Regions from separate parts of the Mus musculus genome. Here region 1 is linked to region 2. The links are chromatin contacts, found by Hi-C or POLR2A ChIA-PET in ENCODE. All regions are on one chromosome and are shown on one strand. Each heading gives the region's core, a stretch centred on a gene start or an enhancer-like site at or near the end of the contact. The rest is flanking DNA. Distances are from core to core; before and after follow the strand shown.

Region 1 (7,070 bases), core at 3,258-5,757, 53 kb after region 2:
TGGAACAATTAATCACAGGAGGTTGATAAGGAATGTTCTAGTGGGAAGCAGGTCATTACCTCTGATGGCACCAACACTTGAGAACTTCATGTGTCCCCTGAGATGCTGTGACACACACAACTCTGCTTGTGAGTTGTTTCCCAAACATGAGACCCTAGAAAAAGGATTTGGGTCCAAGTAATTTACCTCGGAAATGATCGTAGGGATAAAGGAGAGGGGTGGTGATGCTGGGGAGGAAGAAAGTCAGCAACAGAAGGAAGGATCAGAGCTGCAGAGATGACTACACAAGCGTGAAGACCTGGGTTCATATCTCCCAGCACCCATGTACCACCTGGTGGCATGGGGTGTGCCTGTGATCACACCACAGGGGAGGTGAAGCCTGGGGGACCCCAGAACCTCACTGGCAGTCAGTCTAGCTATATGGGTGAGCTCTAGGGTATGGTGAGAGACTCTGTCTTGGAAAAATAAGGTGGAGAGCAAAGGAGGAAGCCATCCAAGATTGGCCCTTGGTTCTACACACACTCACATGTTCACACTCATCTACACACACACACACACACACACACAGAGAGAGAGAGAGAGAGAGAGAGAGAGAGAGGTCTGCGCACAAACATGGATACACACACACACACAAGGTTAAAAATAAACTGATGAGGGGGTGACACTCAGGCAATGGAAGCTCAAGGCTACAGAACATTCCAGAAGCCTCCCCAGAAAAAAAAGAAGGCTGGGCATTTAGCCTCTGGTTCCCATTCTGTTCTTACTAAGTGTCTTCCAGGGATGCTAAGCTCCCAGTAATTCCCAGGACCAGAGAATTCCCATGAGTGGCTGGTTCAGAACAGGTGGAGTATACTAATGACCTCCAGGACTGGTCAAGGATATGTGGCCAGGCACTGCCAGCACTGCTGTGGAACCTCGCCAGAGGACCGAACCTCAGGCTGACCTCTAGTTATTGGAAATACAGGGCAGGGAGGAGTAAAAGAAGGTTATGATGAAGAATCCAGTAGATGCGCTCTGACAGGGAGCATCCTACAGGACATAGGGTCCTCCGACAGGGTGACCTCTGAGGTGCTTCCTGCTGTGAGTAGCTGGACTTGACCCCGGTGGGACTTCTCTGAGGAGAGTGAGGGCAACCCCTCACGAGGTCCAGAAGCCGAGGCATCCCTCCAGGACTCTAGTCTGGGCCTCTGCTTTCTGGATTTCCCAAGCTGTGCTGCTCAGGATGGAGTGGCTTCTCGGTTAAGCCCTAATACAGACAAGCTGAGGAGAACTGTGGAGCGTGGTCAAAGTGGGTCTCAGACAAGCAATGCTTTCTCCAGCATCTGCAGCATATTGACAGATCCTCATAGGAGCTTGAAACTCAGTTATTGCTGCCAGGTGCAATACCTGTCCTCTGTCTCTCTGCCCCACCCCCTCAGCCAGGCCCCTGCCTGCACACCCTAGGCAGGTGTCTCTGGTCCTCACTAAGCACAAGCATTTCTTTAGGACTAGGCTTCTGGCTGTGGCAGGTGTGTGTGTGTGTGCAGGTGTGTGTAGGTGTATAGGTGTGCAGGTATGTGTGTGGTAGGTGTGTGTGTAGGTGTATAGGTGTGCAGGTATGTGTGGTAGGTGTGTGTGTGTAGGTGTGTGTGTGTGGCAGGTGTGTATGTGTGCAGATGTGTGTGTGTGACAGATGTGTATGTGTGCAGGTGTGTGTGTGCACAGGTATGTGTGTGGTAGGTGTATGTGTGTGTGTGTGTGCAGGGTGTGTGTGTGTGTGTGTGTGTGTGTGTGTGTGCAGGTGTGTAGCAGGCATGTGCTTTGAGAGTTCTGGGGAGCCCTGCTTTGCTCTCAGGACAACCCAGTACTTCTTGGGTCGGATCCACTTCCTCCTCACAGTCTTGGGCTCTCTGTGATTATACAGATTTGCCCTGGTCATCTGAGCAAATAATCTGGGTCTGTTCAAGGTCATCTGAGCAGCCACCCGTGGTCCCTGAGCATCCTGGCTCTGAAGCACTGGGTTGAGGCTGAGGGTGGCTTGTTAATGTAGTTGCCTGGCTCGAGTCTGTGAAGTCGATGAAATTGTCAAGTGGCTGATATGGTTTCATGGTACTGAGCCTCTCCACAGGCCAGGCAGGGTCCAGTGTTTGCCCTGGCTCTGTCAGGTGTCAGGACCTCCCATCCTTCTGTCTAGGGCTCCTCTGACTCACATTCCCTCATCTCTGCCAGTGTCCACCCCCCACCCCCAGTCTTTATACTGTTTTGTTTACCCTTGGGGACATTTCTGCCTGTCTCAGCCTCTGGCCTCTTTTTTTCTAACTCTCAGTTGCTCGATGTTCTTTCTCCCCCGAATGCGATCTGTGACCCAGTTCCTCATAGCAACAATGCAAGGTAGTGTGTCACAAGCATGGTGGGCAGGCAGAGGCACCATTGGCCACCTTCTCAGCCATCTTCGGCTGGCTGTGTTGGTAGATGTGGGATTGTCCAGTTTAAAGGCAGGCGTATTTACAGTCAACAGAATTGCCAAACCATCCTTGATAAAGACCTCATTAACTGTATAACGTATTTTTTAACCTTGCAATCACTCTTTGTTTATTTTGCACCACGTACCCTAATCCCATTCATCTCTTTATCTCTTTGTGTCTGCTCTCTGCCCTTGCAACCCCTCTCCAAATAAACTTAAAAAACAAAAACAAAAACAAGGCAAAACAGAACAAAAACAAAAGGCATCTTATTATGGGAGCTGCAGTGTGTCCCACAGCGTACCCCTCTGTCCACACATCTTCACTTGCAAACGTTCATTGCAATGACTCCTTGGTCTGGTCTGAGTCCTCTGGCTTCTGCTACTCTATCAATACTGCATCCTTACCTGGACTCCTTTCAGATATCCTGTTGCTGCCCTGAGTTATGGAGGCTCTGCTGCTTTCAATCTGCAGGCCTGGCCCCTTTATGAGCTCCGGCAGTTCCTAGATGGGGTAGATGTTGGGGTGGGCCAACCCAAAGCCCTGGATCTGGGCCTGGGTGGTAGCCAAGTTGGTCAGCCCCCCAGCTCTCTCACACCCACGCCACTAGAGTGAGCTCTCCAGCACTGCCTTGGCTAGTTCACCCAATGCCCTGCAAGGGGCAGGGTCAACTCTCCTACTCTCATGCCCTCGGGCTGGCTCACCTATCTCCATGCCACCAGGATCAGTTCTAGTGTGCTACCCAGGCAAGATGCAGGTCCTGCTCTCTTGAGTGCTGCAGCTGTTGAGGGGCGGGGCTGGCTCTCCTGCTCTACAGACCTCTGGCCAGCCTCTGGCTTAACATAGGCAGGTTTGAGGAAGGAAGGGCATCTCTCCTGTGACCACTCCACCTCTTGGCAGATGAGGGGTGGAGCTACCTCCCCACACACCCATGAGCCCCTCACTTGGTCCCCCTAACCCCATGGCCAGCTCTATTGTGCTACCCAGAGGAGGTGCAAGGCCTGCTCTTCTGATTGCCCCAGTGAGGGGCGGGACCAGGTCTGCACAACCCTTGGTCCCAGGCAGCAGCCCAGACTAGGGATCTCTGCATGGACTTTGGTGGTAATATGAGCTGTAAGCATGGACACAGACCTCTGCTGCTGCTCTCCTGGGGACACAGACATGGCCCTCAGTGTAATGTGGGCTAGAAGTTAGGTCCCCATGGCCTCAGGTAGCAGGGCAGGCTGCCGACATCAGGCAGTTCCTTTCTACTCTTTCTCTACCACATATTCGTACATTGAATGTTGTAGTGGCTCCTGTGGTGGGCGGTGTCTTTGCTGAGCTGCCTCATTGGCCCTTATTGTGGGGTTTTGAGACAGGGTCTCCAAATGTAGTTCAAGTCAGCCTTGAACTTGCAATCCTGCTTTAGTGGCCCAAGTGCTAGGATTCCAGGTGTGACTTTCTACTATGTTCCTTTAATATCAAGTTTTCATTTTTTTTATCTTTTGCTCATTTTTCTATTGGGTTGGGGATCTTTTCATTGATTAGGTGGGGCCTTTTCTGAATTGTAGAACTATTCAGCCAGGGTAGACTTTTACCCCGATCTACCCTCTTCTACCCAGGTTCAAGTTGCAGGGAGATACTCACTTCCATACTATGGCTTCTCCTGTGGATGTCAACAATCCTGCTCTCTGATAAATGAGTGGGGAGAGGGCCTGTGAGACTCCCCAGAAAAGCCTGAGCTGTGGGTGGGTGGGTGGGTATCACAACAGCTGAGCACCTCAGGCCCTGTCTCTGGAGGTCCACAGCAGATAGTGAAGAGCTGAGTGGCTACTGTTGCCCTCCAGCCAAGGTGGCCTGTTGCAGACACTTGAAGCTACAGAGAGGATCAGCCAGATGTGGGAAGTGGGTGGCCTGGATCCTAGCAGTTCCAGATGTTTGAGTGGGTGGGGCACCGGGGGAGGTAGGCGACCTGTAAGCACTGACTGCCCCACTTTGAAGTCCTGCAGCGACAATTTTCTCCTCCCACATCCCGTGACCTCTGCCAAGGTCACGGCTCAGTCCCACTTGCCTGCCCAGTGCCCGGCGCACTTCCTCAGGGGCACACAGCCCGGGTCTTCTCAAGTCATGTTCGATATCTAGTTAAGGGGTACATTTATCTCCAGTGTTCCCCGGGACCTTCCCTTTTGATTTTCAAGAACATTTTCTTCCCTCTGCCAGAGCAGTCCTTTCGAATCAAAGGCTCGGCTTTTCCAAAGCGTAGTTTCTGATGTGGGCTTCAGTGGACTGGCTGCGAAGTTCCTGAGACAATGAGAGGGGATGCTGGCTGTCTCTTTCTCTTTATCTTCTCGCAGTAAAGCTCCAGTTCTCCTTGAGGTAAAGTGGAGCCTCTGATTGACGCGAGGACGCGGGGAAAATGAAAGCCATATTATTATTATTTCAAGTTGTGTTCTTGCGGCGTTCCCGGATGTCTGTGGTACGTTTGTGTTCCTCGTGTGTTTGTCATCTTTTAACTTTATTCACAGAGTCTTCTGTCACTTGCAAGTTAACTGTTTTTAGTCAAATTTAGATGTTTTTCTTATTTTTCTTCTAGTGCTGTTCTGGGGTTTGCTTTTTACATTTAGTTCTTACAATCAAAGGGACTTTATTCGTACGGGTGTTGAGTGCGCCCGAGGTGGAATTCAAATTTTGTACTTTTTCTAATTGTATTTATTAAATAAATTCTTCATCCAGGGGTCAGAATCCTTCACTTCTGGTACATAGATGGATAGATAGAATTCATCTGGTTTTATAAGATATTTTTACTTATGGTTTGATCAGTCCCTCATTTTTCCATGTGTGTGCACGCGCGTGTGTGTGTGTGTGTGTGTGTGTGTGTGTGTGTGTTTGGAGGCCAGAGGAGGAGGTCAGATGTCCTCTATAACTCTCTGCCTTGTTTCACTTTTTTAAAAAAGATTTATTTATTTACTTATTTATTATATAAGTACACTGTGGCTGTCTTCAGACACTCCAGAAGAGGGCATCAGATCTCATTATGGGTGGTTGTAAGCCACCATGTGGTTGCTGGGATTTGAACTCAGGACCTCTGGAAGTGCTCTTAACCGCTGAGCCATCTCTCCAGCCCCTTGTTTCACTTTTTAAATTTTTTTTTTTTAAATTAAATTCTAGCAAGGCTAGCTAGCCACTTCCAGCTATCCTCCTGTCTCTGACACTTGCAGCCACTGGGGTTATAGGCACATGTGGCCAATCCTACTTCTTTGTGTATGTGTTTGAGATTCAGACTCTTATCTTCAGACCTGTATAGTGAGCGCTCTCACCTACTGGGCCATCTCTCCATCCCTGACTTCCCTCATTTTCACTAGGAAAAAAACAATGTTTTTTGAGACACGGTCTCTCTAAATAACCTTGGATGACTTGGAATTCACTACATAGACCAGGATTATCCAGGACTCACAGGGATCCCCCTGCCTCTGCCTCCTGAGGGCTTCACTCAGTGTTTTCCTTCATTGGACATGGTGGCACATGCCTGTAATCCTAGCGCTCTGGAGGCTGGAGTAGGAGATTGCTGAAGACTTTGAGTCAGGCTTATATATGAAGGGCAACATAGTGAGTCTGAGGCCAGTCTGGACTATGTAGCAAACCCTACCTCAAAACACAAAAATAGGACTGGGGAGATAGCTTAGTGAGTAAAAAGCACTTATGGGAGGGTCAGGGGCCAAATCCTCAGAGCCCAGGTGACCTAGTTATTTTCTGTTGCTGTGGTAAACACTGGGGCCAGAAGCAAGTTCAGAGGAAAGAGTTTATTTGGCTCATGAGTCGCAATCACAGCCCATCGAGGAGGGAAGCTGAGACAGGAACTCAAAGTAGGAACTTGGGGGCAGGAACTGATGCAGAGACCATGGAGGAGTGCTGCTTACTGGCTTGCTCCCTTGACTTGTTTTGTTTGTTTGTTTGTTTATAAAACTCAGGATCACTTGCCCAGGAGCAGTGCTGCCCGCTTCGAGCTGGTCTGTCCCACACCAATCACTATCAAGAAAATGTCCCTCAAGCTGGGCATGTGGCGCACTCCTTTAATCCCAGCACTTGGGAGGCAGAGGCAGGTGGATTTCTGAGTTCAAGGCTAACCTGGTCTACAAAGTGAGTTCCAGGACAGCTAAGGCTACACAGAGAAACCCTGTCTCAAAAAAACCAATCCAAACCAAACCAAACCAAACCAAAACAAAACAAAAACAAGGCCCCTCAGATATGCCCACAGACAAACTAGTGGAAGTAATTCTTCAACTTCAGTTCCCTCTTCTCAGGTGACCCTTCACTTGTTGTGTGAAGTCAACAAAACTGACCAGCACACCATCTGAATGCTACAGCGGGATGGAGATGGGAGGCGAAGCCTTGGAAGCTGGAGGGTGAATAGCTGGTGTGCACAACCCCCTAGCAACGGGCAAACAAGGCAGGTAATCTTCCAGCGACCTTGCGTGTGCACTCACACAAAAGAGTGCATACAAACATACGCGCACATACATCAGATACACAAAAATAAACAAAGCACATTTTTTTCCCTTTCTTTCAGGAGGAGTGTGGAATGGGAGTCAGTGCTTAATGGGCACTAAGTTTCCATTTGGTTGTAGAGACGATGGTGCTGATGGCTATAAG
Region 2 (7,793 bases), core at 4,666-7,165:
TAAAGCATCCTAATACTTGTCATTCTCATCTGAAGAATCTGTTAATCTAAAAGGAAAGAGTGATCTGGTGTTCAAAACTCTGCTGATTTCTGTTATACTACAGTAACAGGCAGAGAAAGAAACTTGGGAGGCAGAGGCAGAGGCAGGCAGATTCTGAGTTTGAGCTGTTTACACCACAAATTCCAGAACAACTAAGGCTACAGAGAGAAACACTTTCTTGGAAAAACAAAAGGAAAAAAAAAAGTTGATGTTTCAGCTTTGTAAAGTAATGTGCTATGGAAACTATGTAGGCTTTCAGCTAGGGAGAGCTAACTAGAAGTGTTATTCTAGACATAGCACACGTCAGTAAGCTCTACAGCTCTTTGCTACATGATAGTGTGCTGTTCTTATGTTTTCAGAAAAAGAAGAGGAGCATTCAATTCCAAACAGCTGCTTTACTTGGAGAAGTACCGACCTAAGATGCGGTTACGCTTCAGAGATACCAATGGGCACTGCTGTGTTCAGTAGAAGTAGAAGCAGGCTGGCTGGATCGTGGCATTAGAGGGAACTCTTGGTACCTGGAAATGTGAATCTGGATTCTTACCTGTGTCATCAGAGTAGTAATGGATTCAGTACTCCTCAACTCCTAATGATTGAGAAGAAGGCAAACGATAAAGAAATCCCTCTATTACACGAATAAAATGTTTAAGAAAAGAAAAAAGAAAGGAAAGGGGATTAATTTAGTGAAAGATGATTTTGCTCCTAGTTTTGATTTCTGCCAGGATTGAATTATTTCAAAATCTCCTGTGTTTTTTAAGCTTTTTCAAAATAGATGTCTGAGGAAAACCAGCAGAATATTAACCAGTGTGGAGCCAGTTGTTGGGAGCACACACTTCCATTATGCTTGGCACATAGGTCTCCTTGTGGTGGGTGGGATCTGGGGGAGGTAGATTTTCCTCATCTCTCTTCCTGCCTCCCTCCCATCTCCTGATCCACATAGATGGAATAGAAAGCAGCCTTTGTTGCTGTAGATGTGCGTGTGTCTGGCAGCCTTAAGCCCACCTGGGCACTTTTAGGGAAAAAAAAAAAAAAACAAAAAAAACCAACAAAAAAATAAATAAAAATAAAAGCAAAGAAAAGGCAGTGGCGCATATATTCTGTGGTCCAGGCTGTTTCTAGTCTATTGATGATGGATGCTTATATTAGTTTTTTTTTTTAACCCCCTTGTGCCCCTGATCTACCATTAGGGTGTGAGAGGTAGCCAGGAACCTTTGGTTTTATAAATGGTGACGAAATGACATCCTAAACAGAGTCTTTCTCCTGTAATTTAGCTGAGAGAATTCTTTTTCCCAACAGTGAAACAAGTGGGCCTCCTAGAAACTTTATTGCAGAGATGACTGGAGGCCATTGGTGTTTCCAGGAGAGCTAGCATGTTTCTACAAGTGTAGGACTGGATTGTGGATCTGCTATCTAACAATGTCATGGAAAAGTGGTATCTTAAAATTTTAGGACCGATTTCAGAAATAGTCAAAGGAGCAACAGAACATTCATTGTATTTTGGTCTTGAGAAATGCCTATAGTTTTCCAAATTATTCTTGTACAGTTTTATTTGTACAGTTCAGTGTAACCACCTATCATCTTGTTAACACTAGATTCTTCTGAGATTCAAAAAGAAAAATCACTGTCAGAGCTAGCCTTGCCTAGTGAGTCTGTGTCCACAGGCTGTAACAGGGTGGAAGAGCAACAGTAGGCAGCCCAGGGAGCAGCATGTGCTCACGGCATCATGTGGCAGTGGTGTGGGGTCTCTGCTCAGTGTGTTGATACAGAAAAGCTGTTTTTCCTTGTTTGCAGAAGTTGACCAGACAAAGCAAATGGAGGGGCACCTCTGTGTACCCTCTTCACCTAAGTGTTTATAACCAGCAGTACCCTGCTACAAGCCTTGGGTGCAGCCATCACTGGATTTTGATCGTCAGGCCAGCAGGATGGATGACATCTCATTGATAGTACCCAGATGTTGGTGGCTTTCTGAGTTGCCTGTTTACTGTTGATGCAATTGTTTTGATTTTTAACTAAATGCAAATACCTTCCTGCCTCATCCCAGAAAATGAAAAATAATGCTTTTGACACTGTTTCTAGAATTTTAAAGTTGAAAAATGATGATATAATCCAGAAATTGTTACTTCGGAGCATGACAATAGATTTCTTTAACAAAGACTCAAGATCAAATTTCTTACCTAAAAGTTTAGGTTAACTGTTGACTCCTCAAGGGTTTTGATCAATATCACCCAAACCTTTTCCACTTGACATGCTAGAATTTTGGTGTGTGTGTGTGTGTGTGTGTATTTGTTCACGAGCACAATAGCTCCCATGGGGGTCTGCACATGCAGGTGTCCACCAGCATAGCCTGCCTGAGATAGTGTCATTCCTGGTTCTGGGGAGAAGGGTGTGTGAAGGAGAATAAAGCAGCCCTTTGTCTTAAAGAAGACTAATGTTAATTGTTCTCAGAACTGGACGTTTTTTTTCCCCCCATCAAAATTAAAACTCTTTCTTTTGGATTTAATGAAGTATTGCTAACTGAAGCCAGTTTGACTTGTGAGAGAGGTTAGACTGACAGAAGGTGTGCAGCCTGATTTACAACCAAACCCTGAACCCTTTTGAAGAACAATAAAACATATTTTACATGCTTTTTGTGAATTTCTTCCCCACTCCTAAACAGTTCATGTTTGCTCTCCTTTCTCTGCTTGGCATTCTCAAGGTCTGATTTGTGTCCCATTATTAATGGATACGTTAGAGAGGTGAAGTGAGAGGTATTTAGTAAGTATGTACTTGACCAATCTCATTCTAAGGAATTCATTTTTGTTATAGGTTTGCATAATGTATTACAACTTAGATTTAAATAAACCTTTTTGGGGGAGTGGGGTGGGTTGGGGAGGGGAGGGGGCTTTGCAAGACAGGGTTTCTCTGTGTAGCTCTTTCTGTCCTGGAACTCACTTTGTAGACCAGGCTGGCCTCCAACTCAGAGATCCATCTTGCTCAGAGATCCATCTTGCTCAGCCTTCTCCTGAGTGTGGGATTAAATACCTGTGCTACCACTGCCCAGCTCTTTTTACACTTTTTTTTTTTTCTTTTCTTTTCTGGTTTTTCAAGACAGGGTTTCTCTGTGAGGTCTTTAAAGTGGAGAATTAGCTGCTTTAATGTATCATAGAATTTCTCTTTAGTCACTGGTAAACTAGATAAATTTAAGCAGGACTTCAACCTAAAGAAAACAAAGTTTTAGTGGGTACAATGAGAATTTTGGTTTCTTTAAGAACAAATGTGTCAGGAATGTTTAATCCCCTATGTGGGACTTGGAGCTGCTTTAGAGTGTCCGCAACAGCTGGTTGTGATTTGCTTCATGCTCCAGCAGGGGAGCAATTACACCAGCTGCAGGTGGTTTCTGCATGTGTTTGACATTCGCAGTTCTAGGGACTCTTTGAAAGGATATATATGGTAGATCCAATCAACCACTTTTGCTATTTGTCAAGTGGTTGTGGGTAAAGAAATGAAAAGAAATTGGATATCCTGACTGGAACAAACTTGCACCAAGGAACTTGGTGCCTCAATGCCCTCTTTTCCCTAGTGTTAGGGGCTTGGAAGGTAGAGTTGGGGGTGGAGGGAGAAGGGTGATAATGAAAGGAATCCACCAGGCAGTGGTGGCGCATGCCTTTAATCCCAGCACTTGGGAGGCAGAGGCAGGTACATTTCTGAGTTTGAGGCCAGCCAGGGCTACAAAGAGAAACCTGTCTCGAAAAACCAAAAAAAAAAAAAAAAAAAAAACCAAAACAAAAACCATAAAGTAGCCAAAAGTCTGGCTACAGATAGAGACTGGGTGTGATGCTAGCCTAAGTACTTTGGTCCTGTCTAGGTTAGACAGGACCAGGGAGTTCAAAGCTACCCTGGGCTTTATGGCAAGAGCCAGTCCATCTTGGTGAGCAGTTACAACGGACAGCTTTGTGCTGTGCTACTTAGGCGCCGTGGGTCACATTGCTTGGTTTTAACCTTGTGCCTTGCATTAGCCCTCTTAACTTCTGTGGTTGGTTATGATCATTACTCTTGGCTCTAAATGGCATGCTTTGTCTTTTCACTCTGGCTGAACTTGGTTTTGGTTCAGCTCCTCTGATATTGTGTATCTGACCATGCCGATGCATCTAAAGTTTCATGGCCTTGTGTCAACCTTAGTGCTCTTTCCAACTTGCCACATCTGCCTCATTTAGCTCTTTTTCTTTGGGGGTTCTTACTTCTTTAATGCCTTCCTTACTTTAGTTCTAATTGGTTTTTAAACCCAGAAACAAGGAACCTGGAAAACAGCTCAGCGGGTAAAAAGGCTGAGCTCATCCCTGGAGCCCGTGCTTGAGAGAGAGAGCTGGATGCTACGGATAGTTGTCATCCCAGCACTCCTGAGGAGAGAGAGCGAGCAGAGCCAGCTTGTGATAGTGCTGGATGGTCTCAACAATGACAGCTGAAAGCTGTCCTCTCACTGTCACAGTGTGCCCTGGCCAGTGTGTCCCAGCGCTCACACCAAAGCTTTGAAAGAAGCTTGCCAGGTTACACCTTACCCAGCCATCTCTGGTGGGCACGCAATGCCACTGTCTTAGTTACTACTACCAACATACCCAGTGTAAAGGGTCCCATTCTATAGTATTTCTAAGATTTAGAAAAGAAAAATTTGATGTGTGTGTGCCACATGTGTGCAGGTATCCATGGAAACCAAGAGACAGAATTGGATCCCCTGGAACTACTGCTGAAGAAACGTGGGCCCTCTGCAGAACCTGCAAAAGCACTCACACCGCCAACCAACTCTCCAGCCACCTCCCTTTTATTTTTTTAATTTTAAGGCAAGCATTTCCATCTTCTTAAATCTCATCCCTTATTTGATTAAAGGTTCAAATTTAAGTGCCTTTTTCTGATACCCTTTTCATTAACTTTTCTACATAATTCCCACCAACTTATAAACATACTATTTATTGCATGATAAGAGTCAGAGCTGAGGCTGGCAAGATGGCTCAGTGGTTAAGAGCGCCGACTGCTCTTTCGAAGGTCCAGAGTTCAAATCTCAGCAACCACGTGGTGGCTCACAACTATCCGTAACGAAATCTGATGCCCTCTTTTGGAGTGTCTGAAGACAGCTACAGTGTACTTACATATAATAAATCTTTAAAAAAAAAAAGCTGGAGTTGGTGGTATAAACCTTTAATCTTGGCATTATTTGGATAGCAGAGGTCGGAAGATCACTTGAGTTTAAGACCACCCTGGTCTGTGAAGTGAGTTCCAAGGTAGCCATGGCTTTGTAGAGAGAACCTGTCTTTATTTGGTTTGAGGAGTTGGCAAGATGGCCACCATGCCTGAGTTTGATCCTTGGAGCCTGTGCTGTAACACACAAGTGTGTACACATACAAAAGACAAATCGTTTTGATTTCACATCTACCTTGTTCTGACACAGAAACACACCCTGTACTGGGAATTGAACACTACAGTTAAATTTCTCTTTAATTTACAGTAAAACTAAACTTACATTCTCCTTTGAGTCTGTTCCAGCATAGATTGTTTTGTGGTTTGGGTTTTTTATTTTTGAAACAGGGTCTCTATAGGCTGGTCTATAACTTCTTATGTAGACCAGACGTCTTATTTGGGATTTTTATCCTCCGGCCCCTTTTAAGTGCTGGATTTCAGGCATGCACTGCCCTCTCTGTCTCCCAGTGAGAATTTTTATTTCATTGGGATTACTCCTATAAAGACCACCAGAAGTTCTGTTGCACTTAGTTTAGTGGTGGGTTCTCCTAGTGTTGGATTTGTCTACCTGGTGGGATTGATGCCACTGAAGTCTTCATTGAGCTGGGCAGTTGTGCTGCATGCCTTTCATCCCAGCACCCAGAAGACACAGGCAGGCAGCAGATCTCTTCGAGTTTGAGAACAGCCTGGTTTACAACAGCCAGGGCCTCAACACAGAAACAAACAAGCATTGTGACTTAATAATGGTTCCTCAGATGCGTGCAGCTAAAGTTCCTGGGCCTGACATGATGAGTGGGCTTCATGTGAATAGCAGTGCTGAAATAGGCATTTCCTAGGTGAACTGGCAGACTGATGGAAGTTCTTCAGAGAGCCTTTCCTGGGTTTAATGTTGCTGGCTTCGCAGATGGATGAAGGGCGGGCCCCCAAGCTAGCACTGTAGGTAGTATGGGGGACCCACAGAAGGCAAGGAAAGATTCCCCACAGCCAAGAAGGAACAGGTGCCGCAACACCTGGGTCTTATCTCCATGTGGATCTAAGGCACTACGGCCTGGGAACATCTGCCCTGGTGATAATATTGGGATTACAGGTGTGTGCCAGCACACTTTGCCCCCCCCCCCCCAATGTGGTCTCCCTCTGTAGCTTGCTCTACTTTGTAGGCAAGGCTAGCCTTGAACTCACAGAGATCCACCTGTTTCTGCCTCCCGAATGTTAGGATTAATGGTGTGTGCCATCACATCTGGCTTTAAACCTTAATTTTTAAAATTACATTTAATTTGTGTATGTGTTTGTGGGTACCCCACAGCATTTGTGTGGAGGTTAGAGAACAGCTTGCAGGAATTGGTTCCTCCACTTTTGAGTCCCAGGAAGTGAGGTTGGATTGTAGGCTGATGCCAAGCCACTCTATCTGCTGAACCATCTTGCCAGCTTTTTATTTTTTATTTTTATTATACATAAGTTACACTGTAGTTGACTTCAGATGCACCAGAAGAGGGCATCAGATCTCTTTATGGGTGGTTGCTAGCATTCGAACTCAGGACCTTCAGAAGAGTGCTCTTACCCGCTGAGTCATCTCACCAGCCCATCTTGGCAGCTCTTAAGTTTTCCTTTTTTTTTTTTTCTAGTTACGTAACCAAAAGAAAACAAAAACCTAGGTTGGCCTAGGACTCCCAGTGGTCCTGTCTCTCCACACCCAGCTGTGGGGCTCATGGTGGCACACACTTGTAGCTAGCATTTGGATGGCTGAGGCAGGAGGACCTAGGCTACATAGGGAGTCCATGTATCAAAACCCCAAGGGATTAAACACAGCTTGTTGAGTGCTGTGACAACCTCCTGTGAGTGAGTGCGGTGTGCCTGCTACGTGTTTACCCACTATCCTAGCCACTGAGGATACCAGGGGAGGGAACATGACAAACTGGCAAGAAATTATTAAGGGGTAGGAGAAGAACATTTCTTTTCAGTTAAACATCAGTGCAATAAGAGAACGTGAGGAAGAGCATAGGAATTAGTGATTAATACAGTCAGACGGAATGGCCATGAGACCGAGGAAGATGAAGGAACCCGCTATATGCTGAGATATATGAAGATGGTACCAGTATTTCCCAAGGAGTTTGTGTAAACTTGAAAAACTGCTTGGTGTGGGTTGGCACAGCAGTGCAGATCCTGAATATGGTAAGGAAGGCAAGCAAATTTAGTGAGGTTGGGAAGGTAGGTTGGTGATGCTAAGGCAGGGATCTCAGTAAATGGGCAGTGTACTCTCACAGGGACAGCCTTAGCCATGTGCTTTGTTCAAGAGATCAATGTCTCAGCACCAGCAATATCTTGTTTCGTCTTTGAGACAAGGTCTTACATCTAGCCCAGGCTGGCTTTGAACTGGCTAAGAATAGTTGAGGATGACCTTGAATCCCTGATCTTCCTGCCACCGCCTCCTGAGTGCTGGGGGTGGTGGTGACACGTTTGTACCACTAGTTTTTGAGACAGGATTATGCCTACTTTGGCCTGGAATTCCCACCACCTGCCTCAGCCTCCAGAGTGCTGGGATCACAGCA

Evidence for each region. Hi-C counts contacts between places; a loop is a spot of excess contacts on that map. ChIA-PET counts read pairs that join two places held with the same protein, here RNA polymerase II (POLR2A).
Region 1: a loop to region 2 is called in a map of T-helper 2 cell, with 2.2 times the contacts of the local background. The contact joins the promoter of E330017L17Rik here to the promoter of 1700108I11Rik in region 2. A Hi-C loop is called at or near these places in 2 of 37 maps with a recorded cell type or tissue (T-helper 2 cell and mouse trophoblast stem cell). POLR2A ChIA-PET finds 5 or more read pairs at or near these places in 1 of 5 experiments (Patski).

What each region holds. Positions count from the first base shown.
Region 1 is chr4:129,901,719-129,908,788 of GRCm38, forward strand. It overlaps E330017L17Rik (RIKEN cDNA E330017L17 gene), which reads left to right and starts at 4,508. Exons shown (of 3, transcript NR_045190.2): 1 at 4,508-4,896; 2 at 6,722-6,871; 3 at 6,988-7,070.
Region 2 is chr4:129,847,316-129,855,108 of GRCm38, forward strand. 1700108I11Rik (a long non-coding RNA gene) reads right to left here and starts at 5,916. Exons shown (of 2, transcript XR_868199.3): 1 at 5,816-5,916; 2 at 5,188-5,385. Ptp4a2 (protein tyrosine phosphatase 4a2) reads left to right here. Exons shown (of 6, transcript NM_008974.4): 6 at 399-2,688. The coding sequence ends at 507.